2 separate regions of the Mus musculus genome follow, and region 1 is linked to region 2. Evidence: chromatin loops called from intact Hi-C (ENCODE). Cell type or tissue: heart. All regions are shown on one strand. Each heading gives the region's core, and the rest is flanking DNA. Links, peaks and the distances in the headings are about the cores only.

Evidence for each region. Hi-C counts contacts between places; a loop is a spot of excess contacts. Peaks named below come from ENCODE experiments on the same cell type or tissue, not always from the same donor. Only the 100,000 strongest peaks of a DNase experiment are listed, where the experiment ranks them.
Region 1: it touches region 2 in a loop (8-fold over the local background); 6 of 42 quality-filtered maps call a loop at or near these places.

What each region holds. Positions count from the first base shown.
Region 1 is chr6:134,920,998-134,937,200 of GRCm38, forward strand. It overlaps Cdkn1b (cyclin-dependent kinase inhibitor 1B), which reads left to right. Exons shown (of 3, transcript NM_009875.4): 1 at 1-397; 2 at 959-1,086; 3 at 3,246-4,528. The coding sequence ends at 1,077. It overlaps Lockd (lncRNA downstream of Cdkn1b), which reads left to right and starts at 8,095. Exons shown (of 2, transcript NR_037956.1): 1 at 8,095-8,288. In heart, for the core only: no CTCF peak of the experiment used is centred there; DNase peaks (open chromatin) are centred at 6,434, 7,104, 7,674 and 8,154; H3K4me3 peaks cover 4,487 bases; H3K27ac peaks cover 4,566 bases.
Region 2 is chr6:134,971,936-134,988,138 of GRCm38, forward strand. It overlaps Apold1 (apolipoprotein L domain containing 1), which reads left to right and starts at 10,066. Exons shown (of 2, transcript NM_001109914.1): 1 at 10,066-10,094; 2 at 11,647-14,901. The coding sequence starts at 11,650. The coding sequence ends at 12,390. Gm36428 (a long non-coding RNA gene) reads right to left here and starts at 11,710. Exons shown (of 3, transcript XR_003956531.1): 1 at 11,203-11,710; 2 at 10,202-10,459; 3 at 9,963-10,120. In heart, for the core only: CTCF peaks have their summits at 11,801 and 13,140; DNase peaks (open chromatin) are centred at 9,476, 9,906 and 11,776; H3K4me3 peaks cover 2,877 bases; H3K27ac peaks cover 2,083 bases.

The sequences.
Region 1 (16,203 bases), core at 4,498-12,497, 52 kb before region 2:
TCCGCCTGCAGAAATCTCTTCGGCCCGGTCAATCATGAAGAACTAACCCGGGACTTGGAGAAGCACTGCCGGGATATGGAAGAAGCGAGTCAGCGCAAGTGGAATTTCGACTTTCAGAATCATAAGCCCCTGGAGGGCAGATACGAGTGGCAGGAGGTGGAGAGGGGCAGCTTGCCCGAGTTCTACTACAGGCCCCCGCGCCCCCCCAAGAGCGCCTGCAAGGTGCTGGCGCAGGAGAGCCAGGATGTCAGCGGGAGCCGCCAGGCGGTGCCTTTAATTGGGTCTCAGGCAAACTCTGAGGACCGGCATTTGGTGGACCAAATGCCTGACTCGTCAGACAATCCGGCTGGGTTAGCGGAGCAGTGTCCAGGGATGAGGAAGCGACCTGCTGCAGAAGGTAGTGACTCTTTGGAAAACTTAAAATGTCTGTCTGTCTGTCTGTCTCCGTAAGCGCCCCTTTACTAGACCCTGTTCACTTGCTTTCTCCAGCGTGTTCTGCTTTAGCTCTGGGAAATCGAACTTGTTTGAAGCTTAGGTTTGACATACCCCCTATCCGACTGCTTGCCCTGTTTATGATTTTGAAGTCAGAAGCCGGAGATAGTAAGATGTGATAACTTCCGTAGCCGAACGCATCACAGTTCCTCCCCTCTAGCCAGCTGTAGATACGTGACAAAAGTTCGGATGTTTACCAACTGCCTCCTCCTTGGCTGGGGTGGGGGGGTGGGGGTGGGGATGGGGGTGGGGAAGAGACGTGGGGTGTAGAATACTCCTTGTGTTAGTGGGAACAACCTTATTTTGTGTCCTTAGATGCTACCGGGGATGACGGGTCCAGGGGTCGTGGGTGGAGGTAGTGAGTGGGTTGTTCATCCCTTGGGCCTACTTCTGTCAGCCATTGTTGTCGATAATAAAGATGGTTTGTGTGTGTTCTCTTAAAAATTTCCCCTTGCCCCCCTCTTAGATTCTTCTTCGCAAAACAAAAGGGCCAACAGAACAGAAGAAAATGTTTCAGACGGTTCCCCGAACGCTGGCACTGTGGAGCAGACGCCCAAGAAGCCCGGCCTTCGACGCCAGACGTAAACAGCTCCGGTGGGTTAATGAGGAAGAACACAAAACTGACACCCCATCTGGGCTGCGCTCCCCGGGGGGCCTGCAGACCCCAGGACTGCTGGCAGATTAGTTGCCTGCCAGGAGGAATTACTTTCCTTGATCAAAAAAATTAACACTGGGGAAGGCTGGAATCACTTGAGGGGACTATAATGCAGTATTTGCACCCCAAGATATTTACCTTAAAGTGGAATCAGAATGAGGTTCCCAAGCAAGAACTTGCCACCAAGGCCCCAAAGGATAGGGACGGTCGTATCCTTATGAATCCCACTAAAACTTAGGCTGGGAATGACAGTTTTCCTTTCCAGTCTCAGTTCATGAGAACCCATTTCCCAGAGGTTCGTTTTGAGCCAATAGCCTATTTTGAACCATTTGAACTGTAGAAAAATGGCAAATATATACTTACATGTATGTTCTTAAGAGAAAAACTAGGTACCCATAGTGCACGTTTGATTAGGAGTGTGAATAGAGCTGCCGTGGCTCGAGTTCTTTTTATCTTTTGCTTTTGTTTTGGTTTTTGGTTTTTTGAGATAGGGTTTCTCTGTGTAACAAACAGCTCGGGCTATTCTGGGAATTGCTCTGTAGACCACGCTGGCTTCGAACTCACAGAGATCTGTATTGTCTCTGCCTCCTGAGTGCTGAGATTAGAGGTTGTGTGCCATCACCTCTGGGTACTTTTTTATTTTTTTTTAAAGTTGTGCCTTGTATGCTGGTAAATTTTGGAGAGAAAGGAACTTCATACTTAAAAAAAAAATTAGACTGGAAAGTTCAGAAGTACTAATGCTCCCACAGAATTGATTTTAACCCTGAGGTTACAAAGCAGAAGTTAAATGAACAGCTAGAGGAAGCAGCCTTCCCACACGTCAGCACCGTATGCTAATTTGCTGGAACAGGACGGTTTGGATGTTTATAGGGGAAATGGATAGTAGATGTTAGGACCAACTGAGAAGGTCCAACACAAGTGTGGATTTTTCCATGTGTCAAAAATCTCATCACCCCACTTGCCTAATTAGAGTAACCCAGCCCCTAAATTTACATAGATTGACTATTCATATGCTCTAACTACTTATAATAGTTTATAAGCTCCTTATGAAGAAAACCAGCATTCTCTATTTCTAAAGCCCACTTATAACCCAGCATACAAATAGATCTTAACAGTTTATTATTAACTTTTCAGGTCCTCATTTATTGAAATTTAAAAATAAATGAAGGAATATAGAGATGGCACAGGGTTCCAGCTTGTTGTGTTTATAAATCATAAAGTCATGATATACCTTCTACAGACATAGCATTTTTTCAGAGATGGAAAATGGCCATTAGAGTCACTTTCCATATTATACCCTCTATAAAGTTGTCGAATTGGATGGGAGTTCTTTCTAACTAGCCATCACACCTGTAGCTTTAGTTGCTTTGTGTGGCTTCTGGCCTAGCTTTTCAGATGAGCCGCCTGGATTTTTACCTGGCCTGTTCTGATAAAGAGGCATTTATTAGCCAAGCAACCATAAGACTCTAGTCAAAAGCACTCGTGCAGATATGCTGCATATGAGTAAGAAATTGCAATTTTGTAAACATTCCTCGACTTGGTGGGGAGGAATAATTTTATAATTGCATTTCCAGGTATTTTTCAAGATTACGAAAATATGCTACTCTGATGTGTTATGGTTCCTGAATTTCTTTTCTTTCTCACCCTCTTTGACCCAGATTTTATAGAGCGAGTTTCTCAACCTCTGCACAGTTGACATTTTGAGCCAAATTATTCTTTGTTGTGGTAGGCAGTCCTGTGCATTTTAGAATGTTTGGCATTATCTCTGGCCTCCCCCACAAGATGCCAGTAGCAATCTTCTTCCCGAAGCTGTGACAATCAGAAATGTCTCTTAGACATTTCCAAATGTCCCCTGGGGCATGGGAGGGTTTCACAAAATTGCCCACTTGTTAAGGACCCTGACTCTAATACCACACAAAACAGAACAAAAATCCAGCAAAGATAGGATCGGAGATACCTGTAGTCTTCAGACCTTTAGTGCCTGTATTTATCCATCATTACTGAAGTATTTGTTAACTAAGCTAGCAACAAAATAATTTCTGTACTTTGGCAATGTTACTCTAGTGTCTTCTCCCTAATTCTTTTGTTTCTTTTGCAGAATTAAGAATATTTCCTTGTTTATTAGATACATCACTGCTTTATGAAGCAAGGAAGATATACATGAAAAAATTTAAATACATATCGCTGACTCCATTGAATGGACATCCTGTATAAGCACTGAGAAAGCAAAAACAATAACACTAAAATTTTAGGCACTCTTAAACCATCTGCCTCTAAAAGCATTGGATGTAGCATTGCGCAATTAGGTTGTTCCTTATTTGCTTTGTTGTACTACCTGTGTATATAGTTTTTATCTTTTACTCTGTAGCACATAAACGTTAGGGATGGGAGGGCAGGGTGGGGCTGAGGAGTCAGCATGGGGGTGAAGAACTTGCTTCAATTTGTAGCAAGGAGAAAAATATTTGACTTGCATAAAGAGAAGCAACCTGGGTGGGGGTGGGGGGGGGAAGGGTTTGAATTCCTTTCTTTAAAGATGTAGTGTCCCTTTCGGTAAGAATGGATCCTTTATTTTTAAAATAATCAAAATTTGAATAATTGCTACACATGGTTGCTATTTATTTCTACATGAAGCTTATTCTCACTTGGAGGTTCTGAAGATTCTGTTATAGAGCAAGAAATGGCTTAATTTTTTTTTTTAATTGGAATTTACCAGTTTATTGTTTAGCAGTAATTACCCCAGGTAACACTGGGCAAAAATCTGGGGTGCATAATAGGGAATTCTGAATTCTTAGATTTGATTATCCCAGATCATTTTTGCTAAGAAAAATTCTTATTTCTTTTTTTCACAGTGAACATAATCCTAAATCCTTGGATATTTTTAGAAGTCTGTAACTTTACACAAATAATGAAATAATTTTTAATTCAAAGTTTCTCACCCTACTTGTTAATTTGCCCCCAAGGAAAGTTGTTTTTTTTTTTTTTTTTTTTTTTAAGGAAAAAAGGACACTTGTAGAGTAAGTGAAATGGATACTACATCTTTAAACAGCGTTTCTTCATTGCCTGTGTATGAGAAAAACTTGGAAGTGTGCCTGTGTATATAACTCTGTAAAGACACTGAAAATTATACTAACTTATTTATGTTAAAAAGAGATTTTTTTTTAATCTAGACAATATACAAGCCAAAGTGGCATGTTTTGTGCATTTGTAAATGCTGTATTGGATAGACTAGCCCCCCCCCCGCCTTTGTTAAATAGTATGGCTGTGCTTAAAAGGTTGCATACTGAGCCAAGTATAATTTTTGTAATGTGTGAAAAAGATGCCAATTATTGTTACACATCAAGCAATCAATAAAGAAAACTTCCGTAGTTATTTATTGAGTGCAACTGTCCTGTGCTTTACTGAGCCTGAGCTAGTCAGCCTGGCATGCCCCAGATACAATGGGAAGGCAAACATCTACATTTAGGCCTACATTTCAGTCAGATGATTTGGGGGTGGGGGGGTGATGGGGGTGATGGGGGTGGGGTGGGGGGTGTGGGTATTCTTAGTGGCCATTTTCATCTTAGTCCTATATGGGTAGACAAGGCTTAACTGGAAAGAGGAAAAGCCACATTTTCATGTAAGACTGTCAGCAGCCCCCATTTAGTTAAAATATTTATGTTTTCTAGGATATGAGTGTGTGAGAACCAAAGGGGGGGGCTTACATAAGTGTAGTCTGATCACACATCTGCAGTACTGAAAATGAAAGTGATGGAACGACTTTTCTAGATTTTCTATTTACACTTTTGAAGTGGCAATGAAAATCAATGTCCTTACTTCCACCATACCAGCCCTGTCCACAGTAGCCCAACACACAAATCCTTAAGAACCAAGTTTTTTCCATACTCGTAGGTTAAATGAAATTGGTCATACATAAATTCTTCAAATTTTGAATATTTATATTATAGTTAAATTCATCCGAAAAATAAGTTAAAATACTAAAACAGAGTCTTGTGTCTTCATATCTGTTCAGCAGAGATGCATAATTTTTTTTTTTTTTTACTTAAAAAAATACAGAAACGGAGCATTTTTAAAGCCAGGTTGATCAGAAATAATTCTCTAAATAACACTCTTATTTTTAAAATGTGGTTAAGGTAGAAAGTAAATTATAAGAAATTTTTATGGGTAAATTGTGAAAAATCCAAATTTGGGTTTAAATTATTCATTGAAATACTACCATTTATATCACCATACCCAAAGGGGATTATAAACAAGGTAGTTCTAGCATTTTTTACTAGGGTTTTTATTTGTTCTTTTGTTTTCTTTCTTTTTTTAAAATAAAGCAAAAGTTGGTTTTTCTTCCTGTGCGGGATGGGAAAATGGATCTTTTGGTCGCTGGGCCAAGTCCTTCAAGTAGGTATTATTTTAATTAAAGACTAAAGGTGTTTTTGTGGTTCTGTTTAAAACATAATATAAAGGGCGGCTTGCAGGAGGACCAAGAGTCAGAAAGTCAATCCAAGTTGGGAAAACACCTCTGTTACTGCACAAACCTCATTTTCCTTTCATAGCTTTTTTTTTTTTAATACGAATTTTGAGAGATTGCATTTTAGGAATGGTGGACCGGGAAGAGGTGGATGCTCTCTGCGCCAGGCACGTCCACAGGAACGCATCCCCCCCGCCCAAGTCACTGTGCCCTCCATCCTCCGAACGCCTGTGTCAAGCCTCCACATACAATCTGGTGGTTCAAATGGTCCTTTTCCCGGAACCTGGACTCCTGCGCCCGCCGCGAACGTCCCTTTGCGGGTTTGCGGCCGCCGGCGTCAGCTACCCGCTACCCCACTACCCTGGTCACGGCCCGGTAGTCTCCCCAACTGTCCCGCAGCCCCGATCCCGCCCGCTCACTGTGGCAACTGCTGGTCGGGCTGGCTGGCGCCTCAAGACCAAAAGTCTTTAATGTCGCCGGCTACTTGCAAGTCCCGCACTGCCAGGGTGGCTGCGCGCAGTTCCCGCGCCCCGGGCGCCCGCAGGCCGCAAAAAAGCGGCCGCGCCTCTATCCGCGCAGCCGGGCTGGGTTACTTCTTAGAAACCTTTCTTCCTCACCATCGATCCTCCAGACGAAGAAAATCACTATGGAAGGCCCACGACCCTTCCCAGAGGACACCCCGCCGCTCACTGAGTTCTGGGGGACTTGCCCGAAGGGACCAATTTCCCGGAGTTCGTGGACCCTCCAGGGCAGCAGCCCGCTCCCACCCCTACCGCAGGGCTCCAATGATCCGCAGCCCCGCGGATTTCGAAAGCCTTCCCGGCTCGCTGGCGGCTAAGCGACCGTCACCAATGCGCGCCTAACTGTGGAGAACCACTGCCGCTTTCGGTGATCAGCCCTGCCCTTCACCCTGCTTGCAAAGTGCCCCCCACCTTTGCATCCTTGGCTGTCCAGAACCGCAGACCTGGGCAAGGAAGAACTGGGGGAAATAAGGATTTGGGGAGGGGGCTGTGATGGGTTAGATTGGGGGACTATGGACATTCACTAGTGGGAGGGAGCAAGCAGTCGGCCTTTCAAGCCACTGTGTGCCCACCACCCTGGCTGCACTGAGCGACCTTTCCTGGGAGCCAGAGAATTGCCTTCGCCATTACACCATCATCACCAGAAAACACGATTGCTCGTCTAGCGCTTTGAACTAAAAGGTGTTTTGTTTAGAAGTCCACTTAGGATCCCTGATCTGTTTTTCAGAGCATGGATTCTTTTTCATTTGCCATCTTTCACCTGAGCCACACCCTACTCCTGCCCCCCCCTTTCCTGGCTTTAAAAAATAATAAAATTAAAGCAAAAAAGAAACCTTGCAAACGACACTGAGGGGTAAAAAGGCCATGGATCCTACTTAGAAACCTATGGGGTCGTCTCCCTGATTTCACTCGCGTGGGGTTGTAATAGGGTGGGGTCAGCCACAGGCGGATCCCGGAGAACCGAAAGTGCACTTATTTCCACGTACACTCAAGTCTCAAGTCCCTCGGGCCTCCATCCAAGTCACAGACTTATCATGCATAAGGACTCAGCAGAGGTAGGAACCAGAAATTAGGAAATCTTAAAAAATAAAACAAAAGAAAAACCCCTTATCCATGCTTTGGGCGCGAAACCTCGACGCGCCTCTAAAAGGAACGTTAAGAAAAAGGCCGGGAGAAGGGCGCGCGGTTCGGGCGCCGGCCGGGGGATTGCATCATTTGCGGCTCCCCCTCCAGAACCCGGACTGAGAACCGCAGCCACCATCATGGCGCTCGGGTCGGGACGCGGGAAGCGCGTCCAGGCCGCGGCCAGCGAGCTTAGAAGCGTTTGCAAACTTGTTACTTGGCGGCGGAGCGCCGGTCTCTGGCCCCCTCCTTCCCTTTGTGTGCGTGTGCATGTGCGTGCGTACGTGTGTTTGCGTGTGCGCGTGTGTGATGTGTGCATATAAAGCGAGAAGTTGAAGTTTCTCCCTCTGGCCTTCCCCAAACCCCCCCTCCCTCGTCCCGAGCTGGTGGTTGTAAACTTGATTGGCATTGGCTGCGCCCACTGACCCCTGCACCGAGTCCACTGAAGATTTAAGGTGGATCTGCGAGGCTGCAGCTGCAGGCGGAGCCTCGCGCTTAACTGAGTTTTGGAAGAAAAAAAAAAAAAGCCTAAACCGTGCGCCTGCTGCGTTTTACGAATCCTTCGGTCCACAGGTCCGCGGGTCCCCGCCCAGCCCGCCGCGCTTCCCCCGCCCACCTTCCCCTGCTTCCCCATTGGCTCGCGCCTGCAGTTTGAATTTTTTTTTTTTTTTTTTTGGATGCTTGTTTTCTTGTTAAAAAAAAAAAATTACCGTACGGTAGATCATGTGATGAGACTTAGTTGGGGAGTCTGAGGTGGGGTGTTTTAGCTGGTTTGATTGCAGGTAGTAGGGAGTAGGATGGGTGGAGCTTTCTGTTCCAAAAGTTGCCCCCCCCCCGCCCCGCCCGCAAGTGCCGTTGACAGAATGCAGGCGGGAAGCTTCAGTTTGGGTAGAGATGTAGCATCAAACATTCACGGATGTCCAGGGAGCACGGGCACACAGGCTGCTGGCCAGAGGTACTAGGAAGGTACAGGCGGGAGTTCGACGAGGACGCACCTTCCCCTGTCTTGGAAAGGTAGACTTGGGGAGGGCGGGAGCGGGTAGTTATCCTAGAAATGAATATTACCCGTCATAGGAATAAACCAACCAAATACAAGGTGTGGCTATAGACTCTATATAGAGCAAAAGAGGTGTTATTTCTGGGGTTAGAGTGTCAAAATCCATCAGGACAAAGGCAGTCGGTGTCATTTTCTTCCTTTTTAACCTTAAAGGGGGGGGGGAACCTGTCTGTTTTCCAGGTTTGGTTCCCCACCCCCCCTTGTGAGGATGAGAAGGGGACATAAAGTCCCCTTTTGATTTCTGGGTCAGGAAACTCATTGGAAAGAGTTTGTTAAGATCTAGGAGGATTCAATTAGTAGAACAGGTCTAATACAAGTGATGGCTTTTATTAATTAGGATCCAACTATGTTTTTCTTTGCAGTGAAGCTTTTAAAACGTCATAATAATTAAACAGTAGTCCTAGATCAGTCTTTCTCTTTATCAGGGACATCTCATATGTATACCTTTCTTTGCCTTTGCCTTTTTTTTTTCTTCCCTTTTTCTTTCCTTAAAATAATTTCTCCTGATATCTCCTTTCAGTCTGTTTTAGCCAGAAGCCCAGCCTTAGCCTCCATTGGCCCCTGAACCAGTATGCCATGTTCTTAGTTTTTTAGCTGTCTAGTTCTGACCTTACCTCTCCCAGTCCACTAAGCTCCTTGACCCCGTCCATAAACCAACATGTTTGAGCTGCTCTCCAGGCTGTATTCATGGACTCTGTTAGAGGCTCAGTGCTTACCTCTGCCTTTCAGAGGACACATCCGATCAGAATGAGCAGTCCATGAGGAAAACCACATCCCTGGAAGGAGGAAGCTAGTCTCAGAAACAGGTCTTCATCTTGAGTGTGAGCCAAGCAGGGATTTGGATGGTCCCCGGACAGGGGTGTCATAGATAAAGATTCAGATAGCACGTGACTGTGAAAACAGGCTTGGAAACTTGGGCTTGGCATGGTGGAGCACACCTGTAATCTGAGCACTTGGGAGCTGGAGGCAGGAGGATCAGGAGTTCAAGGCCTGCTTAGGATACTGAGAGACTTTGCAGTCAGCCTGGGCTGCATATAACCCTCCCTACCTCGAATATACCAACAAGCGTACAAACAAAGGAGGTCATAAATAAAACCCCACTGGACATGGTGGTGTACAGCTTTAATCCCAGTACTCGTGAGGCAGAGGCAGATGGATCTCTATGAGTCCCAGGTCAAAAATAAATGCATTACTACTAATAATGGCTCCCCTCCCTCTTTCTCCCTCCCTCTACTTCTTGCTGGTCTTGAACTTGATGTGTCTGACGTAATCTCTTAACCAGATGGGACTGTAGGCACGTGCTACTGTATCCACCCTAACTTTTCATACTAAAGTGAAGCCTTTACATTTAGGCTCTGGAACAGCTAAATAGAAATCTATGGACATCTAGGTCTTGGGGGTGGGGAGGGGGAGGTTAAGTGTTTTCCGTGTGAGCATGACGACCCGGGTTTGGATTCCCGGAACTTATATAAAAAGCCAGCAATGGCAGTGCACGTTTTTAATCCCAGGGCTGGTGAGTGGAGAGAGAAAAAGTAGATTCCTGGGTTCTAGTGGCCAGCCATTCTAGCTAAAAAAATGGAGGGCCATAAGAGATGCCAGTGAGGACCCCCGCCTCCACATAGGTACACCCCATGCATGACACATGCGTGCACACAAAAGAAATCTACTAGCTAAGGTAACCTTTAAACAGTACTAGGTGGGAGCCAAATAATTGGGGTATGTACTGCTGACGGTGGTCCCAGACACAGAACAGAGCAGAAAAAGTTCTGCATATTGAAATATCATAGCACTGTGCACTGTCCACACGTTTGCGGCGTTCCTGGCGCAGACAAGCCAAGGGTGCTGTCAACTGTGTAAGAGTACAGCCATCCAATTATGTACAATACTCGATAATAATAAATTAACTTTAAAAGAGTTCTTTTCTGGTCTCTGATCCTTCAGAGTCATCAAAGGAGAGAGCAATTCTATGCATGTCACTGCCCCTAACTTTTACCTTCCGGGGAAGACAGGATACAAGGTAGATGTCGTTGTACTGTTTTTGTTTTCCACTGCCTGGCTAGAAGCCAGAGCCTTGTGCATGGTAGGTGAGCATACTAAAATTGAGTGAATCTTAGGCTAGCCTTGAATATAAGGTGTAACTACACCTACAACTTCAAGTAGTCTTCCTTCTTCTGCCATCCCTCCCCCCAGGAGCTTGAATTACAGTTGTACACCACCACACCTGGCTCAGGTAATAATAAGCTAGATCCCACTAGGCTAATACATAGGTTTGGAACTTTGTTTTGAACAGTAACAAAAATTATTTTTTAAAGTAAATAACACAGAAGGGATGGGGCTATAGCTCAGTTGGGAGAGTGCTTGCCTAGCATGAACAGGCCCCAGTTGTGATCCCCATCTCTACAAAAACCTGGTGCATGCCTATAATCCCAGTACTCAGAAGGCAGAGGCAGAGGCAGAGGCAGAGGAGGCAGAGGCAGAGGAGGCAGAGGCAGAGGCAGAGGAGGCAGAGGCAGAGGAGGCAGAGGCAGAGGAGGCAGAGGCAGAGGCAGAGGAGGCAGAGGCAGAGGAGGCAGAGGCAGAGGAGGCAGAGGAGGCAGAGGAGGCAGAGGCAGAGGAGGCAGAGGCAGAGGAGGCAGAGGCAGAAGCAGAGGCAGAGGCAGAGGCAGAGGCAGAGGCAGAGGCAGAGGCAGAGGCAGAGGCAGAGGCAGAGGCAGAGGCAGAGGCAGAGGCAGAGGCAGAGGCAGAGGCAGGAGGATCAGAAATTCAAGGTCATCTTCAGCTACACAGCAAACTAAGAGGCCAGACTGTCCTATAGGAGACTATCCCAAAACGAAACAAAACAGTAACCAAACAACAAACAAAAAAATGATCTCACAGATTAAGCCCATAAGGAAAATAATTTAAAAATATTTGTACAATGTGTTTTAAGTTAGATGTTATTACAAGTGTTTTTTTGTCTTTGTTTTGCTTTGTTTTAAAGGCAAGCATAGTTTGCATGCCGGTAATCCTAGCACTAGAAGTACTAGGTGAAGCTAAATGCCATTCTTGGCTGCACAGTAAGTGTGAGGGCAGCCTGGGTTACGTAGCAAAAATAAAAAAGTAAAAAAAAAAAACAAAAACAAAAAAAACAATGTTATATTAAAAAAAACTCAGTATATTGTAGAAATTAATTTATTATCTAAGAAAAAAAATTGTTTAAAATAGATGATGTTTGGCCCAGTTGGCCACTGTAGAAAGTCCACAGTGATGTGTGGCACTGGTCTCCACATATTCCTTTCTGTTACTCATTGATTACCCCAGGGCAACTCTCAGACATGCATGTTCTAGTCTGAGGACGAGTCGTATGCAGCTACACCAGTTTATATCTGTGTTTGTTTATTTTGAGACAGCTGAGTGACGCTCAGACTTACTATGTAGTTGAGAGGCCTTAAACTTGGTCTTCCTGTCTGCCTCTCGAGTCCTGGCATTACAGGCAGACACGGCCACTCCAGTTTCCGTTTTGTTTCTATTCTGCTATGTTTTTATTCTTATTTTACACACTCGGTAAGCTATTTTATGCAATATTTTTACTTTTCTGGGCTTAGATGTTTGGATACACGTATCTTATTGTTACAATCACTCAAAGTATCCAATCTAGAAGCCGCTGTTCAGAATGCAGGCTAGGAGCTGCAACCTCCCCTGTCCTGAAGCCTAGCTGTGCAGGGGGGCTCTACCGCCTGCAGTCAGTTTCTCGGTGTTCACACACAACGAAAACAACACATTGGTCAGAAGGTGTCCCTGTGATCAGCAACACATGACTGCAAGTCTGATGAAACCAGACTTGATCCCCATGGCTCTCCTGTTCTGTGAGGAGAGACAGGGAAGTCCAGTATATTAGGAATAATTAAAGAAACAAACTCTGAAACTCGAACAGGCCACATTTACTAATGCAATTTAAGGGACGGGAGGGTGGTGGGAAGATGTGAAATCCTCTTTCTAGGGTAGAGTCTACAGTAGGTGACCTGGACAGATGAAAAAGGGAAGTGTTTTCTAGGACAGGAACATTCACCATGAAAAATATGATAACTCCCATCAATGCCTTTACAATTTCCTCCTGATAAACTTTGGTTACCTTGTATCCTCCCCACCATCCCCAGAAGCTAGGAATCCAATTCAGAGTCTTGTACATGCTAGGCAAGTGCTCTGCCACCAAGCCATGTCCCCCAATCTCCACTTTCATTGTTCCTCCTTTCATCCCTCCCCCAACTCCCTCAATCCTTTAGTCTCCGATGCACCCAGGGCCATATTATTTTTAAAAATGCAGACTATGGTTTCATTTCTGGCGAGGCAAATCCTCCGATGAATTCTTTTGCTCTGTTTCTTCCCACTTTCCAGAATTTTCCCAGCTTCTTTTGTCCTCTATGGATTTAAAATTTCTGATTTTTAATTGTTGTTGGCTTTAAAGAAATAACAGGAGTGGCCAGATGTGTGCCACACACCGGAGGTTCTAGCACCACAGAGGCAGAGCCAGGAGGATAAGAAGTTCAAGGTCACCTTCAGCTTTGCAGTGAGTCTGAGGCTAGCCCAGGCTACATGATAGCTACATGTGTTTTGAAAATGAGAGAGAGACAGAGATAGAGGGAGAGAGGGAGGGAGGGATGGAGAGAGGGAGAGAGCAATGGGGGCGGGTGGGGGGACGCCCAGTAGTAATGGCAGAATGATTGTCAATTGTCAGTATGCACAGGGCTCTCTCTGGGTTTGGTATCTAGCACCAAATAACAACAATAATATAATGGGATCCTTATCTCGTATTTTTCACTGGGATAAATTCTTGAAGAATTAGAAAGACTGTAGTAGAGGGGTGGGTAAAATAGCTGAACAGGTAAAGATACTTGCTGAGCCCAAAGCCAAGTTCAATCTTGAAACCATGTACAGGTGGAGGGAGAGAACCAACTTCAGAGAGCTGACTTCTGTCTTCCACTTGTGTCATGTCATGTGTGCGCGCGTGCGCACACACACACACACACACAAATAAATTATTTAAAAACTGAAAGAAAAAATGGAATAGAAAAATATAAAATCATAAATATAAACAAAGAAGCCTGAAAGAGTTTTTAAGAAGTTGTGGGTTGTGTCACGTCTGTGGAATATGTACTTATCAGTGTGTGCATATGGGCATGTGTGCATGTGTGCGTGTGCGTGGCCAGAGATTGAGGTCAGGTGTCTGCCAGCCAAACTTTCCACCTGGTTTTTTTCAGGTGGGGGCTCATACTGACTCTGAAAGTCAGAAAGTCAGCTAACCGGCTGGCCACTGCACTTCAGAGTGCTGCCTACCTTTGCTTGGAGAGCCCATGTTGACAGTGCTTTTGCAGGAATTCTGGGGATCGAACTTAGATCCTCTTGTCTATTTTCCAGGGACTTTACCAACTGAGCCATCTGCCAAGCCCCCTGAAATTTTTTAAAAATTAAATCTCAGAGTGAAGAAGGGATTTCTAAATGTGATAGAAAAACATAAAATTCATAAAATGAAATAACAATAAATTCAATGACATAAAATTAATTAAAAAATTTTTCAGTGTACAATGTACCCTAAGCAAAGTAAAAAAGAAAAAAGAAAAGAGAAGGAAAGGAAAAGAGAAGGAAAGGAAAAGAGAGACACAGTGGCGATGATTTCACAGTAGTGTGAATGAAAAAAAATATTTTTCTAAAGATTTTCAAGTGGATGAGTGGTTTGCAGGCATGAGGAGAGATTATTAGACCTTCTGAAATTGACTTACTGAAGTTTGTAAGCCACCATGTGACCATGTGGGCGCTGGGAGCTGGGAACCAGACCTGGTCCTCTGCAAGAGCAACAAATGCTCTTAACTACGGAGCCATCTCTCCAACCCCGACACTGTGAATATATTAAATGCCACTCAACTGGACTCTTAAAACATTTTTAAGTGATAAAATTTGTGTTATGTGTATTTAGTCACACACTGAAACTCAAAAAAAAAAGAAAGAAAGAAAGGAAAGAAAAAGAAAGGAAGGAAGGAAGGAAGGAAGGAAGGAAGGAAGAAAGAAAGAAAGAAAGAAAGAAAGAAAGAAAGAAAGAAAGAAAGAAAGAAAGAAAGAAAGAGAGAAAGGAAGGAAGAAAGAAAGAAGGAGATGCCCAGAGGCTGCAGGCATGACTCAATGGTTAAGAGTTAACTTGCTGCTGTTGCCCAGGACCAGAATTGAGTTCCCAGTACTCAACGTAGGATGTTCACAACCACCTGGAACCCCAGCTCCAGGCCCTCGCCTGGCCTCTTCAGAAATCCCTTTTCACACGTGCACATATCCTCACATAGATACAGGCATGTATACATACTTAAAAATAAATATTAAAAAAAGAAACTAAATATTTAAAATTAAATTAAAAAAAAATACAAGCTATTAGCGAACTCCTTCGCTCACGTTCTAGCTAAAAGAATTTCGCACGTTCCTGGCACTCTGACACTGGTAAAGCAGTTTGGTCTCAAGCTCTGAGGTCAGACTGGGTTTGAGTTTCATATACTTTTTTTGAGATTGGGTTTTAGGTAGCTGAGGACTGCCTCAAACTACTGATCTCTGCCTCAGCCATCTAACGTCGAGCAACCATTTTGCCTTTTAAAGTTTCCTTCTTTGTTTATACAATAAAGAGATTGTTTTCATAAAGGTATTAGAAATATCGAGCAGGGCGTGGTGGTGCACGCCTTTAATCCCAGCACTTGGGAGGCAGAGGCAGGCGGATTTCTGAGTTCGAAGCCAGCCTGGTCTACAGAGTGAGTTCTAGGACAGCCAGGGTTACACAGAGAAACCCTGTCTCGAAAAAACCAAAAAAACCAAACCAAACCAAAACAAAGAAGCCTGAAAGAGTTCTTTGGCGGAGACAGTAAGGTTAGGACACTGAGGTCATCCGGGGAGGCGGAGACAGTAAGGTTAGGACACTGAGGTCATCCGGGGAGGCGGAGACAGTAAGGTTAGGACACTGAGGTCATCCTTGTCTATGTATCCAGATTAGGGCCAGCTTGGACTATGTGAGACCTTGTCTCACCGCCTCCACCCAGTTAACTAATTAATGTATGTGCAGTATATTAGCGCAATATCTTTTATAATAAATAATAGCAATCACATATTTATAAATAATATAAACAGTGTAGCTCTCCAAATGCTATTTTTTTTCCAACCAGTACTATGCTGATGTTATAAATTAATTTGTTTTTTGAGTTGGGTCTTGCTATGTAACCTTGGCTAGCCTACGATTCACGATCCTGGCCTTGAACTTGTGGCCCGCTTGTCTCAGCCTCCAGAGTGCTTGGATCACAGGTGTAGGCTACCATGTCTGGCTTTCTGACTAGGTGAGTCTTGTCTCTGTTATTTGTCTCTGTAGTCCACTCTGAACTCAAGGTGATTTGCCTGCCTTAGCCTCCCAAGCTAAGAATTATAGGCATGCACCACCATGCTTGGCTGGAAACAAATGCTTAAAATTGACATTTTGTAAACAGAATTAATATTACCACAAAATGGCTGAAATGGTAAATTTTATGTTTTTTTTTTTAAGTAAAATTAAAGTAGGTTTTTTTTTTTTTGGCATTTGTTGGATTTAATCCCATCCCTAATGGTTTCTGGGATGGCCCTTATTTTAGGTTTATTTGTAATAATTAGTAAGTCACCCACATACAAAGACAGTATTGAAGTAGAAAAGGACTGAGACCTATGTATCTAAGTGGTAATTTATTAGCGGATAGTAGTTGCACCTGCCTGTAATCGCAACACTTGGGAGACTGAGGCAAAAGAATGACGAATTTGAGATAACCTTGGCTACATAGTGAGATCCTGGCTCAGACAAATGGGAACAGAAAAAGCACTGGTGTGTGCAGTGTGCTTGTTAGAAACCCTGGAACTCCAGAGGTGGATT
Region 2 (16,203 bases), core at 5,394-13,393:
TGTATTAAAGGAAAAGGTTCATATAAGAGAGACCCTGTCTAAAAAATAATAGGTTTAACAAATTTACACTAGGAAACCATTATCCAATGTTATCTTGCCCCTGGGAGACATGCAATAAATGCAATTATTTAAAGGGTCTACAGGTCGAGGGGAAGCTTAAGATCTATCATGCCTCTGTAGATGCAAGACATGCAAGTGTTACATAACACGAGCAATGACTAATGTGTGTGTCTGAGAACTTGCAAGGTAATTACTAAGTCTGGGAAGCCAGGAGACAAAATTAATTGTTTCCTAGTGTCCCAGGAGATAAGAGGCTCGTTATAGGCAGAGGAGGGCTGTGCCCTGAGCTGCAGTCTTTCTGGCACCTCAGGAAAGGGGGTGTGGCAAACTTCATATGCTGCAGCTCCGCCCATGGGGCATGCTCATGATAAAGTGTGTATTTCCCTGACAGCATCCCAGGTATTCTGTGCAGGTGTGAGCTCCTTGGGCGGAGTGGGGGGAGGGGGGAAGGTAAACATAAACTGCATCCCTTGATTACATTAGGGAGCTTGGGGCAACTGAATTGCCTTTGGGTCAGGTTTCCCCAAAAGAAACAGTAAGACGCACGTATGCACACATCTTCACACCTTAATGATGGTCCACTCTTGCTTAAAAACTATAAATCCTGCCATGTTTTGTTTGCTCTTTTGAGATGACCCCATAGCCTATGCCTGCTCTCAAATCCTGGTTATTCTCCTGTTGAAGCCTTCTGAGTGCTGGAATTACAGCTGTATACCACCAACCCTGGCTCTGAAGCCCTGGTTTTTCAAAAGTACAGATAGAATTTAAAACAGGTAAGTTGTGCAGGTGTGGTGGTCCATGCCTAAAATCCCAGTAGTCAGGAGGCAGAGTGATTGTTCAGAGTGATTGCTTCATAGCAAAACCCTGTCTCCAAAAACCAAAATGAGGGCTGCAGCTGTAGCTTGGGTGGTAGAGTGCTTGGATTTGATCATCAGCGCTGGATAAAAGGAAGTTTTGGTGGTATTTCTTAGCAATATTCTGAGTTCAAGACCAACCCGAGCCAAAACGAAACAAAACCAACAAAAACCATAACTAGGAGTGGAGAGATGGCTTCACACTTAAATCCTCTTCTGGACCCCACAGGAACGTGCACACACATGCACGCACCTGTGCACACACACATGCACGCACCTGTGCACTCACATGCACGCACCTGTGCACACACACATGCACGCACCTGTGCACACACACATGCACGCACCTGTGCACACACACATGCACATAATAAAAAAATATATATATCGTTGGGAAGTGGTGGCGCACTCCAGAGGCAGAGGCAGGAGGATTTCTGAGTTCGAGGCCAGCTTGGTCTACAAAGTGAGTTCCAGGACAGCCAGGGCTACACAGAGAAACCCTGTCTTGGAAACAAAAACAAACAAACAAACAAAAATCAGTCTTTAAAAAGAAAAGGAAAAAAAACCCATAACAAAGCAAATCCTTAAAACAATATAAACACAAACTTATTAATCAAATAATTGCAACAAACCAATATCAGGCAATAACATGTATTCAAAGCATTTTTATATAAAAAGTGATGAAAATGGTCTCAGTTTGGAGGAGAATTGGGTACGGTCAAGGTGAGTGAACTCAGGTTAAATAATACTGTGGATAATTGTAGTGGTAAATAATTAAGCTGCTCTAAACTCCCCGCGGGTACACTCACAGCTCCTCAACACCCACTCCAATGTTCCGGTTCCCAGATGAAAAGACACACACCCACGCCCACGCCCACACCCACACCCACACCCACACACCCTTTATTTTTTTAAATATGCCTTAACTAGCTCAATGGCTTGTCCACTCTCTAACTGCACATGGCCAACACACACTCCCCTCCAATATTCCTGAGTTAATACTTCTAAATCTGTGTTTTATCTTTGCTGCTCAGGACCTGCAAGGCAGCCCTCCTGGGGCAGCTCTCCCCCTGCACCTACAAGTTGGCTGTCTCACCCTCTTGCACCTTCCCAGTGTGGTTCATCTCCTATACCTTTGTCATGGCCGAATCCCCTCTTCCTCCTTTTTCTGCATTTCCTGCCCAGGAATCCTAAAAGTCCCTCCTCTGTCTCTGCCCAGCCATTGCCCACTGGCAACTTTATTTCCCAATCAGAGCCAACTGGGGGCAGGGACCCTCGGTGCAGACTTGCAGGGGCTGAATTAACACAAATAGCATTAGAACCAATCTAGTACAGATATTTTCTGTAATTGTCAGTTTGCCTTTCTCTAATACATGACCTTCACCATAATTTTCTATCTCACCCTGCACAGCCAGCAGATGGGCACCAGACCCAGTGGTCCCTCTAAGAGCCTGGATTCTTAGGCAAGACAGACCAACAGCTGGCCAGCAGACCCTGAACAGGCAGTCTTACAGCTTTTGGATTGTTCACGACTCTGGTGTTCTCTCTCTTTCTGTGTGTGTGTGTGTGTGTGTGTGTGTGTGTGTGTCTGAGTTAAACCCCCAGTCCTGATTAGTCAATTTTGCTTCTGAAGTATATTTGTATACATGTGTTTGTTGTAAGTGTACATATGTGTTGTATGTCTATGTGAATATGTTTGTGTGTGGTGTGTAGGTGTGTGTGCATGTGTGTAAATGTGTGTGTATGTGATTGGTGTGTTAGTATGTGTGTTCTATGTGTTTGTGAATGTGTGTGCCCAGTGTGTGTATATATGTACGAGTGATGTGTGTGTATATGAATGTATATATATGTATTGGTGACTTAGTATGTTGTATGTGTGTGTTGCATGTGTGCACATGTGTGTGAATGTGTTTGTCCATGTGTGTGTGTTGTGTGTGTATGTGTTTGTTGTATAGGTGTTGTATGGGAGTACTGTGTTGTGTGCAAGTGTGTGACTATGTATATCTATGTGTGTGTTGTATGCTGTATGTGTGTATGTATGTGGTGTGTAGGTGTATGTGTTAAATTTGTGTATGTGTGTAATGTGTTGGTGTATATGTTGTATGTATGTGTACATGTGTGTGTGGCCTGTAGGCCTGTTGTATGTGGGTGTTCATGTGTGTGTCTATGTGTGTGTGGGTTATCTAGATGTGTGTGGTTCCACGTTCTGCCTCACCACAGGTGTGTGAGAACTCCATTGGGCAGACGAAATGCAGAATGCCAGGCTGCATTTTACCCCACACCACCACCACCATCGGGTTCTGGGCTTGCGGGAAGCTGATGCATCGCTCTGTGGTGGGAGAATGTAGCCTAGGCCTCAGCCTGCGTGAGAAATGACACAGGCTGAGGCTGAAGCTGGGATTCCCTGACTTCCGGACATCCTGAAGCTGGAAATGGAGTGAGGAAGAAAAGGAAGGAGAAGGAGGAGTCGGGAAGGAGAGGGCCCAAGGATCTGTGAGAATGACCTGGCTGGGGGAGGGGCGACTCTGGCTTAGCTCAGGGGGCCTCTGTAGAAGAAGGCTTCCTCCATGTTCCAGGGCAGTGGTTCTTGATGAGAGAGACAGTCCTGGCTTATCCATACTGTTACTCACTGTTCATTGTGGACGAAGGGTGTATACAACTTCTTCAGGGTGGACCAGAGATTGAATACCTTCTGAAGGAAGGAAATGTCTGGGAAGGGAAGCCGTTTGGCTAAACCCTCAGGACCAATCTAGATACCTCATTAGTATGGAGGACCCTGATTCTGTGCTACCAGACCACTGGTCACATTCTTTATGTGGGGAGCTGTGGTCATGTTCTTTCGGGCCAGGAATCTGGCCAGGAGTAGGGACACTCCTACCATCCTCAGGAGTGTGCTGGGATTTCCGAACCTACTCAGCCTTATCAAGTTTCCTGGCATGGTCCACTGCCCCACATATGTGCATATGTTGTGTGTGTTGTATGTCTGTCTATTTGTGTTGTGTATGTTTTGTGGGTGTGTGTTGTGTGTCTTGAGGAAGACTTTGAGCTCCTGATTCATCTGCCTCCGCCTCTCGGATCTTGGGTGACAAGCATGTGCCACCATACCTGACCTGACTCACAGGTGGCACTTTATCTCTTCTGCCCATCCTATCAACACTATTCAATCCCTGATAATCTCTCCCAGCTGCTCCAATACGCTTCTAACTTATCTCCTGGCTTTTAGCTATGTACTTAATTAAGAAAGTCACCCTCCACACAGCTGACAGAGATGGCAAAGCCAATTCAAGGCCAAAGTTGACTCACCTTTAATGGCTCTTAACCCCACAAGGCACTTACTTGTCAGTCACCACAGCTTGATAGAGACCATCAGTCTCTTTCCATTTACACTCCTAGGTCTCCCTCTGTGCTCAGCAGGATTTAACTGCCTGGAGCATCCTGGACTCTCCCCTGTGCCTCTGTTTTTTTCCCTGCAGCAGCTGGCTGGCTCTCCTCTGCCCGACTACTTTTTGTTTAGATTTATCTCTGTATCAGAGCTTCTAGACCGTCTTTCCAGTGTGTCCTAGGTGCGTACACTCTCCATTTTTCTTTGGCTCCTGCACACATCTCTGGAACGATCCATGCCAAATTGGAACGATCTGCTCTGTGTCTTTCTCTTTCAACAGATTACCATCTGCTGAGGGCAGGGGTCATATCTCACATCATTTCAAACCTGGAACCTAGAATGATGTCTGGCCTACAGAAGGTGTTCTATACACGGTAGTGGAGCTGAAATAAACCGAATCAAACATCCACAAAAGAAAACTGAGCTGTGTCAAAGCCTCTGGCTGTTAGTCTTACAGGGCAGATCACACAGTGATTGGCTCTTTTGAACAGAAAGAGAGTAACGTGACAGGCACCCACTCTCCCTCACTTACCGCTTTCCTGTGCGTGAATACTCCCCCAGAGGGGTGAGATCCAAACAGGAAAATGTAACAGAGGTCCTGGCAACTGTCATTATAACAGTGAAAAGCTGGAAGCAGTCCAAGTGTCTAACGGGGAAGTGACTGAGCAAACACTGGGATTATTATATAGCTATTAAAAATGACAGAGGTGAGAACTGTCAACACGGAGAGCTATGTACTGGCAGGAATGCTAAGTGGAAAAAAGAACACAGATTGGCGTTTAAGGATGTGTGTGCACAGTAATAAAGATCATAAGCCAATCTGGAAAAAAAATGGAAATGACTGCATCTCAGAGTTCTCTGTGTGTTTTGGAACCTGTAGGATTCCATTCGTTTATGACAATAATAGCTGAGATCTCATCTCCCAGCTGCCTTATTCCACTGAAGTTGATGTGGTGGCACACACGTGTAATCCAATCACTTAAGAGGCAGAGGCAGGAGCATCAGGACTTCAAGGTTATCCTCTGCTGCACAATGAATTTGAAGCTGGCCCGAGTTGCTTAAGACCTGGTCTCAGAAAAACAACAAAGGTTGACCACGGTGGCTCACATCTTTAGTCCCAGTGGAGGCAGAGGTAAGCAGATCTCTGAGGTCAGACAGAGATACACAGTGAGTCCTCATGTCAGAAAACAACAAAACAAAAATATCACAGTTTTCAGAGTCTGGGCAGGGACGGCTCAGTGGTTGAGAGCATGTACCACTCTTGCAGGAGACCTGGATGAGGTCTGCAGCATCCACCTAGACAGCTCACAACAGCCTCTATGTTCAGTTCCAGAGGAATCTGACACCCACTTCTGGATTCTAAGGATAAGGTACTCACATGCACACACACACACACACACACACACACACACATACACACACAAGCTCAGGCTTGCGAGCATGCACACACAAACATTTTTAAGTCTTCAGATTAAGTACTCTATGTTACCACCAAACAGAATATTCCAAAGAGATACTTAGTGTCAACGTCTCTGTAACATTGTTAAGAATATAGCGACATCTCTCCTCTTTTCTCCTCCTCCCACCTCAGCGCATTTTACTATGAAACCAGAATGGTCTCAAATTTGATATTCTCCTGCCTCTGCCTCCTGAGTGCACAGCTACAGATGTGTTCCAGCACTGTATTTTGTGTATGCACTTGTGTGTATGAGTGTCTTACTTACGGTTTCTATTGCTGTCATGAAGCACCATGACCGAAAGCAACTTGAGGAAGAAAGAGTTTATATCATCTTGTACTCTGCTATCCAGAGATGTCAGGGTAGGAACTGATGTAGTGACCACAGAGGACCAAGGATTAGCTGTCTGGCTTTCCCTACTTGCCAGTTCTCTTTCTTACACACTCCAGGCCCAGGGACCTGCACAGGAATGGCACCTACCAACAGTCTGCTGGGCCTGTCTACACTAATCACTAAACGAGAAAATGTCGCCACAGGTTAGCCTATGGGCTGATCTAATGGAGGCATTTTCCCAGTTGAAGGTCCCTCTTCTCAGATGAACCTGTATTGTGTCACGTTGACAGAAAACTAAGCAGCAGGATGAATTTATGTGTATGGGCAAAGTGTGTGTGTGTGTGTGTGTGTGTGTGTGTGTGTGTGTGTGTTAGAGAGAGAGAGAGAGAGAGAGAGAGAGAGTGGTGGTAGTGTCTCTTTGTGTAGTCCTGGCTGGCCTGGAACTTGGTATATGGCACAAGCTGGCCTCAAACTCACAGACATCCACTTGTTTCTGCCTCCTGAGTGCTAGGATTACAGATGTGCCTAATGATTTTAGGATCTCTTAGTCTTCCTCTCCTGCCTACCCCTCTTCCTGATTCTTTGAGGTAGGGTCTCACACTGTAGCCTAAGGCTGTCCTGCAACTCTGTGTAGCCCAGCCTGGCTTGGGCCTCACTGTACAGCTCATACTGACCTTCTGCAGTTTGGATGTGGCCCCCAAAAGCCCATGAATTAAGAGCTTAATCCCCATCCAGCAGGACACCGCCGCAAAGGGTGGAAGTGTTAGGGGTTGGCCATAGTGAGGGCTATGCTTTGTCTTATGTGTTTACTGGCATGCCCTTGAAGGCGATTGTTGGGCCCCATTTTGGCCCTGGTTTGGACCTTGAAGACAAACTTGAGCCTGGCTCCAGTTTTGAGACCGGTCTCAGTCACTTCCATATCGGGGTAACTCAGCAAGACCTGCTTGGCCCTGGCCCTGCTGTTGCTGAGGTAGAGCTTTGCCACTGGCCCTGTCAGTCACTCCATACCCTCCGTCACCCTTCCCTGCCTCCTATGTCATCTTACCTGTCTTAGTCAGGGTTTTTATTCCTGCACAAACATCATGACCAAGACGCAAGTTGGGGAGGAAACGGTTTATTCAGCTTACTCTTCCATCATCAAGGAAGTCAGGACTAGAACTCAAGCAGGTCAGGAAGCAGGAGCTGATGCAGAGGCCATGGAGGGATGTTCTTTACTGGCTTGCTTCCACTGGCTTGCTCAGTCCCACACGGCAAGCAGGTGAAGGGGAGAAAGCGAGACTCCCTTCTTCCAATGTCCTTGTATGGTCTCCAGCAGAAGGTGTAACCCAGATTGAAGGTGTGTTCCAGATGACCTTGAACTCAGAGATCTCCCTGTCTTAATCTTCTGGAATCCATAGCCACTATGCCTCAAGATCTCCATACCAAGATCCAGATCAGAATCTTCTATCTCCCAGCCTCCAGATTAGGGTCACTGGTGAGCCTTCCAATTCTGGATTGTAGTTCATTTCAAATATAGTCAAGTTGACAACCAGGAATAGCCACTACATTACCCCACCAAAAATCCCCCTCCCTATGTTCCCAACTTATATAAGGAAGACACTGATGCCATAAAGTTGGTTCCTGCTTTGATAAGGCTCCTGGCTTGGTGTGTTTCTTTTGGACCGTGGGGCACTCGCCATCCAGCTCAGCCCCGGAGAGAGACCCCGGCAGGAGTGAGGCCCCTCTCCTCTCACCTGGACCTGCTGGCAAGGAGCCAGCTGGTGCTTATCATAGAAAACCCAGTCCCTCTTCTTCCTCTGTGTTTTGTTCTGTTTTCCTAAGGTAGGAACAGTTTGCCACACACCTCTGGCCTGATGTGCCCAAAGTAATGGGGCTAACAACAGGTCATGAGCCAGAACCTCAATGCTATGAGGAAAATAAACCCTTTTCTTCACCCCTGACGCCCTTTACACACACACACACACACACACACACACACACACACACACACACACACACACACATGGACCAGGGACCTGCACAGGAATGGCACCTACCAACAGTGTGCTGGGCCTGTCTATATATGTGTGTGTGTGTGTGTGTGTGTGTGTGTGTGTGTGTGTACATGCACGTGGGAGTAAGAGAATGGCTTTGAGTGTTGTTCCTCATGTGCTGGCTGCCCTTTTGTGGTTGGAGTAGATAGAGCTTGTGATGTAAGCTAGGCTGCTCGACCAGCAACACCACACTTGGCAGTTTTAAATGTAGGTCCTGAGGATTAGACTCAGGCCCCTGTGCTTCCAGGTTTTGCTCTCCAGTTCGGGCTGACCTTGAACTTTGAGCAAACTATGATGCTTCCTTCCAGGTGCTGGGATGACAGGCCTGTGCCACCATGCCCAGCCGTTCTGCCTCTTATCTCAAGAGTACAAGTAGACGCTGGGGCCATTCTGCTCGGTTATGTCTATTCTGTAGGAGCTATAACCAGAACACTTGGACGTGGACTAAATTCTGACTGATCAAGGTCAAGAGCAGCAGGGTGTGCTGCAGGTGGCACTGCTCTGGTAAAGACAGGTTATCCATACGAAAGTGAGGGGCTTAATTGTGTTCTACAATGATAGAGCTGTTGAAACTTTCCAAATGGGGCAGAGCAAGAGGCAAGTTCAATGCCAGTCTGATCTACTTAATGAGTTCTAGGCTAGCCAGAACTCCATAGTGAGACCGCACTGAACAGATGCAAGAGACTCCAAATGAATAAGGGGGACTTTTGTTTCGTTTTGGGAACAGGGTCTCACGTAGCCCAGGCTGGATTCCAACTAGCTATGAATCCGAAGCTGACCTTGAATGTCTAACCCTCAAGCTTTTACTTCCTGGTGCTGGAATTACAGGGGTGGGCCACAGTGATGGGTTTCTGGGTGCCAGTGTTAGAATCCAGGGCCTCCGCGTGCTAGTCTACTGCACCTCCAGCTGGAGACATGAATCATTTAGGTGAAAACCAGTTTGGCCTTTGACGATGGTGTCAGGGGTCCTTTGGTGAGACTGGGTTTCCCAACTAAGCTTCAGCTTCTCCCCTCCCCCCACCCCCACCCTAACTGCTTCAGGGATAGCTATGGGGTGCATCGCCATCTGGTCTGGGTAAAGGCACAGAAAGAAGCTACATTCATTTCCCCGCCTGCACGCTCTGTAATAGATAACTGTTTTTCAGACCCTGCTGGGGAACCTGTAGCTAGAATCCACTCATTTAACCATGATGCAAGCTACAGTCCTCGCTTCATATGAAAACCCCGGAAGCCATCATCTCCCCGCTGCCATGGAAAGTGTATAATTAGCTCGGTGTGCAGCTTGACCCCAGTGATTTTTCTGACGCACTTGGCCCCGCAGTGTGCCCTTTTTGAGACCTCCTGTGTCTTCTCCACAGCTGGAGATGCCCTAAACTGCACGCAGCACTTCCTGTGGGCGTGGTCTTGAATTTTAGGCGCTCCTTGGTGCTGGCTGCCCTCCCTTAATGGGTCACATGCTTCAGCTACTTACATCCCCACAAAGCTCTTTGAAAAGGACCATGAGTGGCTGTATCGATCATAATTAAGTTTTCCGGTCCCTCCTATTTCTTTTTAAAAATGATTTTCTGATGGAGTCCTCTCAAAGAAACACTATAATTGGGCAGCCTGGGGCATGTGGGAAAGCCTCCCCCGATGGCGTCAGTAGCTATTCTCAGGAGAGGAAAGGCAGGGTATCCCCACTGGGAGATGACAGCACTTGTTTCAAGTTGGGGAAGAGCCTGTGGTTCTCTTCCTGCGTTTGGAGGGGAAAGCGAACACACAATATTCATTTCCTAAATACGGGACGTGCTTTGCCAGCGTCTCTTTTTCCAACATGTCATATCCTGGCCGAAGGCAGCAGGGGTCAGGGCAGGAAACAGCAGCTTCTCAGAATGAGACAAGGCTTTCCCAGAGCCGTCATTGGCTCCTGGGAGCTATAAAGTATGCTCGTCCAGAAACAGTCTCCCACTTTTCTTCCTGGAGGCCAGAGTGAAGGGTAAGTGGGGAGTCCGAGGGATGTGTCTGCAATGGGATTGGTGATATCGGGGTCAACTCTCGAGGCGTCATGTATTTGGAGTGACTTTTTCCCAACCTTCTTGTTACCTGAAAACTTCTTACTGGTCAGCTAGATCATGGAGGTCAACCAGGAGCTGTAGGACCTATGAGTCAGGAGACCAGTGTTCTTCTGGGGGCACTGAGAAACATCAGCTGTTGGTAGCCGGTCTCTAAAGGCCTTCATCTTAACCGAGGACAATGAGTTCTGGCTGTGCATGCCGATGCAAGCCTGGAATTCTAGAACTCAGGAGGTGGAGGCCGGAGAATCGGGGGTTTGAGGTCAACTTGGACTATGTAACAGCCTGTCTTTAAAAACAACAAAAACAAATGGAGAAAGATAAAAAATTAAATAACTTCTGCCCTGCTCGTTCAGGTCCGACATGCTCTTTCAGTGACTTATTTGGTGCCTTTAAGAAGTTCTGACTGGTGGAGAGTACAGTGTGTATGAAAATGGGGCTCCCTCATTACCAGGACAGATGGCCTTTTACAGATGAACCTGGTACATTCAGCTTTCTCCCTTAGTCACCTTTTATTGGCTTCAGTCCATCTGGACCCAAGGAAGCCTCCAGTGAGCTGCTAGCTAGCACCTTTTCTTTTTTACCTTGAGACAAATTCTTGTTATGTAGCCTTGGATGGCCTAGAACTCAGTATTTAGACCAGGTTGGCCTTGAACTCTCAATGATCCTGCCTCTGCCTCCCAAGTGCTAGGATTAGAGAGAGGGACAGGGACATTGAGAGAAGGAGAGAGAGAGAGAGAGAGAGAGAGAGAGAGAGAGAGAGAGAGAATATAATGATATAATGAGAATGGGGGGGGCAAGTACCTTGAGTCCCTAGGACACAAGTCTCCACATAATGAAAAGTTTTTGTTACGTTACATGCACGGTTTGCTACTTTTAAGGTGTTCTCTTCTTTTTATTGGTCCTTGTTTGTCAGGAGTTGGGGAATAGAATAGGGTGTCACACCAGACAATGGCTCTACCCCTGAGCTGCATCCTCAGCCCAAGTGTCATTTTGAAAACAGAGCAAAGTCTCTGTTTTCAGAGCATTTACCTGGAGCAGCTTTCTAATAGTCTCCACCTTCCCGTTTAAACCTTTATTTAAATCTGTGGATGGTGTCCATAGATTTTGTTCCCTGGAAGGAAAGCAGAAGACAGCATAATCTCTGTTGGAACGCACAGTTAACGGGTTCTGGGAACTTGTGTGACTTGTCCCAGGCTCCAGAGCCTTTGGAAACTTGACCCATAACCCAGTAGTAACCTACCTCCCTGTTCCCAGTCCTGAGTGGTTTATTTATTCGTGTATTCATTTCGGCAGCCTTGTGGATTGAGTCTGAGGGTTGAACGCTAGGTAAGTGATCTACCATTAAGGCAACACGCCCAGCATAAAGTCTATTAATTATTTGAGGACTCTCTAGAGAGTGCACCGGGCAGCTCTAGCCTAGGGCAGCAACGGGTGCGGAAACTCGGGCTAACTGTGCGTCTATGTCCCTCACAGGGCATGGAGAAGCGGGCGGCCTGGGAGCCGCAGGGCGCCGATGCGCTGCGGCGCTTCCAAGGATTGCTGCTGGACCGCCGTGGCCGGCTGCACAGCCAAGTGCTGCGCCTGCGCGAAGTGGCCCGGAGGCTGGAGCGGCTACGCAGGCGCTCCCTGGCGGCCAACGTGGCGGGCAGCTCTCTGAGCGCCGCTGGTGCCCTGGCAGCCATCGTGGGGTTGTCACTCAGCCCGGTCACCCTGGGAGCCTCGCTCGTGGCGTCGGCCGTGGGCTTAGGGGTGGCCACCGCCGGAGGGGCAGTCACCATCACGTCCGACCTCTCTCTGATCTTCTGCAATTCCCGGGAGGTGCGGAGGGTGCAGGAGATCGCCGCCACCTGCCAGGACCAGATGCGCGAGCTTCTGAGCTGCCTGGAGTTCTTCTGTCAGTGGCAGGGACGCAGGGACCGCCAGCTGCTGCAGAGCGGGAGGGACGCCTCCATGGCCCTTTACAACTCTGTCTACTTCATCGTCTTCTTCGGCTCACGTGGCTTCCTCATCCCCAGACGTGCCGAGGGGGCCACCAAAGTGAGCCAGGCCGTCCTGAAGGCCAAGATTCAGAAACTGTCAGAGAGCCTGGAGTCGTGCACTGGCGCCCTGGATGAACTTAGTGAGCAGCTGGAGTCCCGGGTCCAGCTCTGCACCAAGGCCGGCCGTGGCCACAACCTCAGGATCTCCACTGATCTGGACGCAGCGTTGTTTTTCTAAGAGCATCCTCTACCTATATGGAATGTTCTAGAGTCGTAGCATCCACAGGGAAGTGCTACATGGGTGGAGTGCAAAGGATGATAGGAACTCTTCTTGCAGGGCTTCCGTCAGTCCTTAGCTCCTTGTGTGTGTGAAGGACTTTTCGCTTGTGTAATCCCAACTGAGTATGTGATCCTTTTTGTCTTTGTAGGGATTGTAGACCCAACCTGGGCCGCGGAGCTGACTTGCTCTGCTCTTCCCACCCCAGTTTATCCACTCATAGACCAAATCTGACTATTGCATACTTTCCCAGCATGGCTTCAAATTCACACCTCTAGGTACCCTGAGAGGGAAAGCCACCCGAAGAGTCACTTTAATCCCAACATACTCACCCGCCTTCACTTCTGTAAAGAAGCTGGGGGAGGGGTGAGATGCAGTCCCTGACAATTTTAAATAACTGACCACAAAGAGGAGAGCAACGGCCTTTGAGTTAAACAGTCTTGGACTGATCACAGGCTCTGTCCCCCACCGGTCGTGTGACTTAGCCACCTTCTCTTGCTGAGACTTGGCTTGTTCAGTGACACAGATGGTGGTAAGAACACACCCTGTTGTGAAGCCCTGAGATAAGAAAGGACCTTCAGAGTCACTCTCAGAAAGTCCAGGAAAGACTGGCCCAGCAGCCCAAGAAAGACTATGCTGTGTGCTTGTAAAGCCAGTTACTCTGTCCCCTGTAAACTAGAAGACAGAGCAGCACAGACCCTTTAGAGGGCAGTGTTGCCCATTCCATGTAGAGACTGGTACAGAGGTAATGTGAAGTTACCAGCAAAAACAAACAAAATCAAAAACAAAAAATAAAAACAAAACAAACAAACAAAAAAAACCCCAAACCTCTTTATCCTCTGAAAACTCCAGACACCATATCTTTATTTATTTAAAATTAGTTATTTAATTTCTGTGTATTATTTACATTTGATTTTATTTAACTATAGCATTTAGAAAATAATAAGAATATTAAGGGTCTGAATAGGAAGGGAGTCTGTTAAGGCTCTTTCCAGGAGGTCAGGTTTGGATTTCTAGAGTCTTTTTCCCTCAGAGAGGACTCTCTAGTGTTTGGCACGATCCCTGTAAGTAAGATGGGGGAGTCCTGAGGAGAGAGAGAGAGACTAAACTGATTTTTAAACTGGTAAATGGAGTCTTGAATTGTGGAATATATGAATGATTAAGCCTGTGTGTCCTGAAGGTACTTTGCCAGAAAGCACTTGACTTGAAAAAGAAAACCTATTTAATTCAGGAGTGGAGGAATAGAGACTCATGAAGGAAACATTTAGACCTTGGAAACCTGTCCTATGAAATTCTGTTTTTATAAAATTGTGTTATGATAGAGATCTGTCACATTTTGACTTTGGGGCTGTAAGAAACCTGCTATCTATGCTTAAGAAAGTACTTCTAATTTATTCAATATCTTCCTAAATTATCCTTTAGAAAGAGTTGCAAAGTCTTTGGGACCATACCCAGGAAACCTTGGCTGTATATTTAAATTATTTAATGCTATACATTTGCGCAGCCCCTATGATTCCCAGTGATGGCCACGTGTCTGAGGAAATGTTTTGGCATGAGGGGGAGGGGTGCTCTTTCTATATTTATTTTTGTTTCCTATAAACTGTAGTTGGCGTATATCCTGATTTAATTTGACATTGATGTGGCTTTTTTTTTTTTTTTTGACACTGTGTCTTTCTCTAGGCAGCCCTGGATGTCCCAGAACTCACTCTGTAGATCAGGCTGACCTCAAACTCACAGAGTTTGCTTCTGCCTCCTGAGTGCTGGGATTAAAGGAATACACAGCATGCCCAGCTTGGGTTTTTTTTTTGTTTTTGTTTTTGTTTTTGTTTTGTTTTGTTTTTAACTGCTGTCACTTTTAGACTGCCTGTGTGGGCACTGGAGTATACCTCAGGCTCTCCTTCCATCATCCGGCTGAAGCCATTCCCTGACGCCGTCATGCATTGGTGCTTTGTCTCGGGTTATACTCCTCCATTACCGACCTGTTCCATATAACCCAAAATGGGAATGTTTTGAGTATATAGCAAAGTACTAAGCTTCTGAAGGTTTTATCAGTGGTCTGCTGTGTGCGCATCTGAGAGTGTCTACTTTCCATCCACAGATGGCAGAAGGGTCTAGAGGTTGAGTTCCAGGGCACCCGAGCTACACAATGAGACCTCATCTCAAAAATACAATGAAACAACAAAAACTGAAAGCACATTTGAATAATTCGCTGTTTGTCTGTATTATGAGGGATTAGCTTGGTCATTCTCTTTCTTATGTGTAGGCATGTTGTGAAAATTGGAGGATTTGCCAGGGGTTAGCAAAGTTCAGTACAATTGATCCTAGAGACAAATTGTTTATTTCTTTCATGGGACAGTGGAGTGGGTTTTCCCTTTCGACCGTCATTCTATAAGCAAGCAGGTCGAAAGGGTTTGTGGCGCAAATGAAAAGAGAGAAATAAATGTTAGGGTTTGGAAAATACATGTTTGTTCTAAATGCTGGGGTGTTCTTGTGTTCCTTTTTTGGTTTTACAGTCACCTGGATTGTTTTGTTTCACAGTAAAGGGACCACATTTGGTTTGCATCTTAAAACTCTGATAAAGTTTGGGGGCTGGAGAGATGGCTCAGCAATGAAGAGCATCTGTTGCTCTCACAGAGTTCTGGGATTCCATTCCCAGCACGCACATGACAGCTCACAATTATCTGTGAATCCAGTTCCAGGGGATACCCTCTTCTGAACTCCACGGACACCAGCCACGCACTCGGTACGAATACATATATGTGGGCAAAACATTCATATATACAATTTAAAAAAAATCATAAAAAGGACCAACCCTCCCCAAGAAAGAAAGAAGAACCCTTAGTGAGTACTTTGACCCTAACTCCTTTTGTGTATTTGCCCTAGACACAGGTCATGTCCAATATGATGAATTTCAAAGGTAAAAGTATTTGCTGGGCTGGGGGCAGGGGAGAGAGGAGTGCTGCAGAGACCATTCTAGATTAGGTCATGGTCAGTCAACTTTCTGAATCTCCCCTTCAGCAACTTGGTATGAATAATAAGGAAAAATAGACAAAGAGGTTGTATGGGGGCTGAAGTGATGGCTCAGCCGCTAAGAGTCTTTCTTCTTTCGGAGAAGCACAGTTTGGTTCCAACATTGATTTCAGTTGGCTCACAACTGTGTGGAGTTCCGGCACCTCAGGGGATTTAATGCCCTTGTCTGGCCTCTGTGGGCACCTGCATACCCTCAGACATACAGACGTAGATTAAAACTAAGTTGAAGAAAGGGGGCTACATAGTGGTAAGTGGAGATTAGCATAGCTGAGGGTGGGAGCTTCCTAATTCACTCTTCCATTACAGTAAATCCGTCCTTCCTGTTCTACTAGAGTAAATGGCTCAATACTAAAAGTTTTCTTCTTTTCATAATTACTGGTCCCATTTTGTCTTTGAATGCTTTTAAGCTGTGTGAGTCAATTGTTTAATCAAATGCTATACAGGAATTCCCATGTGATCTAGAAAGCAGGCTTTTTAGTCATCTTACAAATTTGAAAGTGAGTTGGTCCTAGTGATCCCAGAACTCGAAAAGCTGAGGCAGGAAGAATTTTATGTTCTACCTGAGCCCAGGCTACATAGTGAGACCCTACCTTTGAGAAGAGGAGGAGGAGGAAGAGGAGGAGGAGGGAGAAGAGGAAGAGGAGGAGGAGGAACAGCAGCAGCAGCAACAGCAACAATGAGGACGAGATGACAACAACAACAACAACAACAAAATAATACCAACTAAAAAGAAACCCTCAAAAC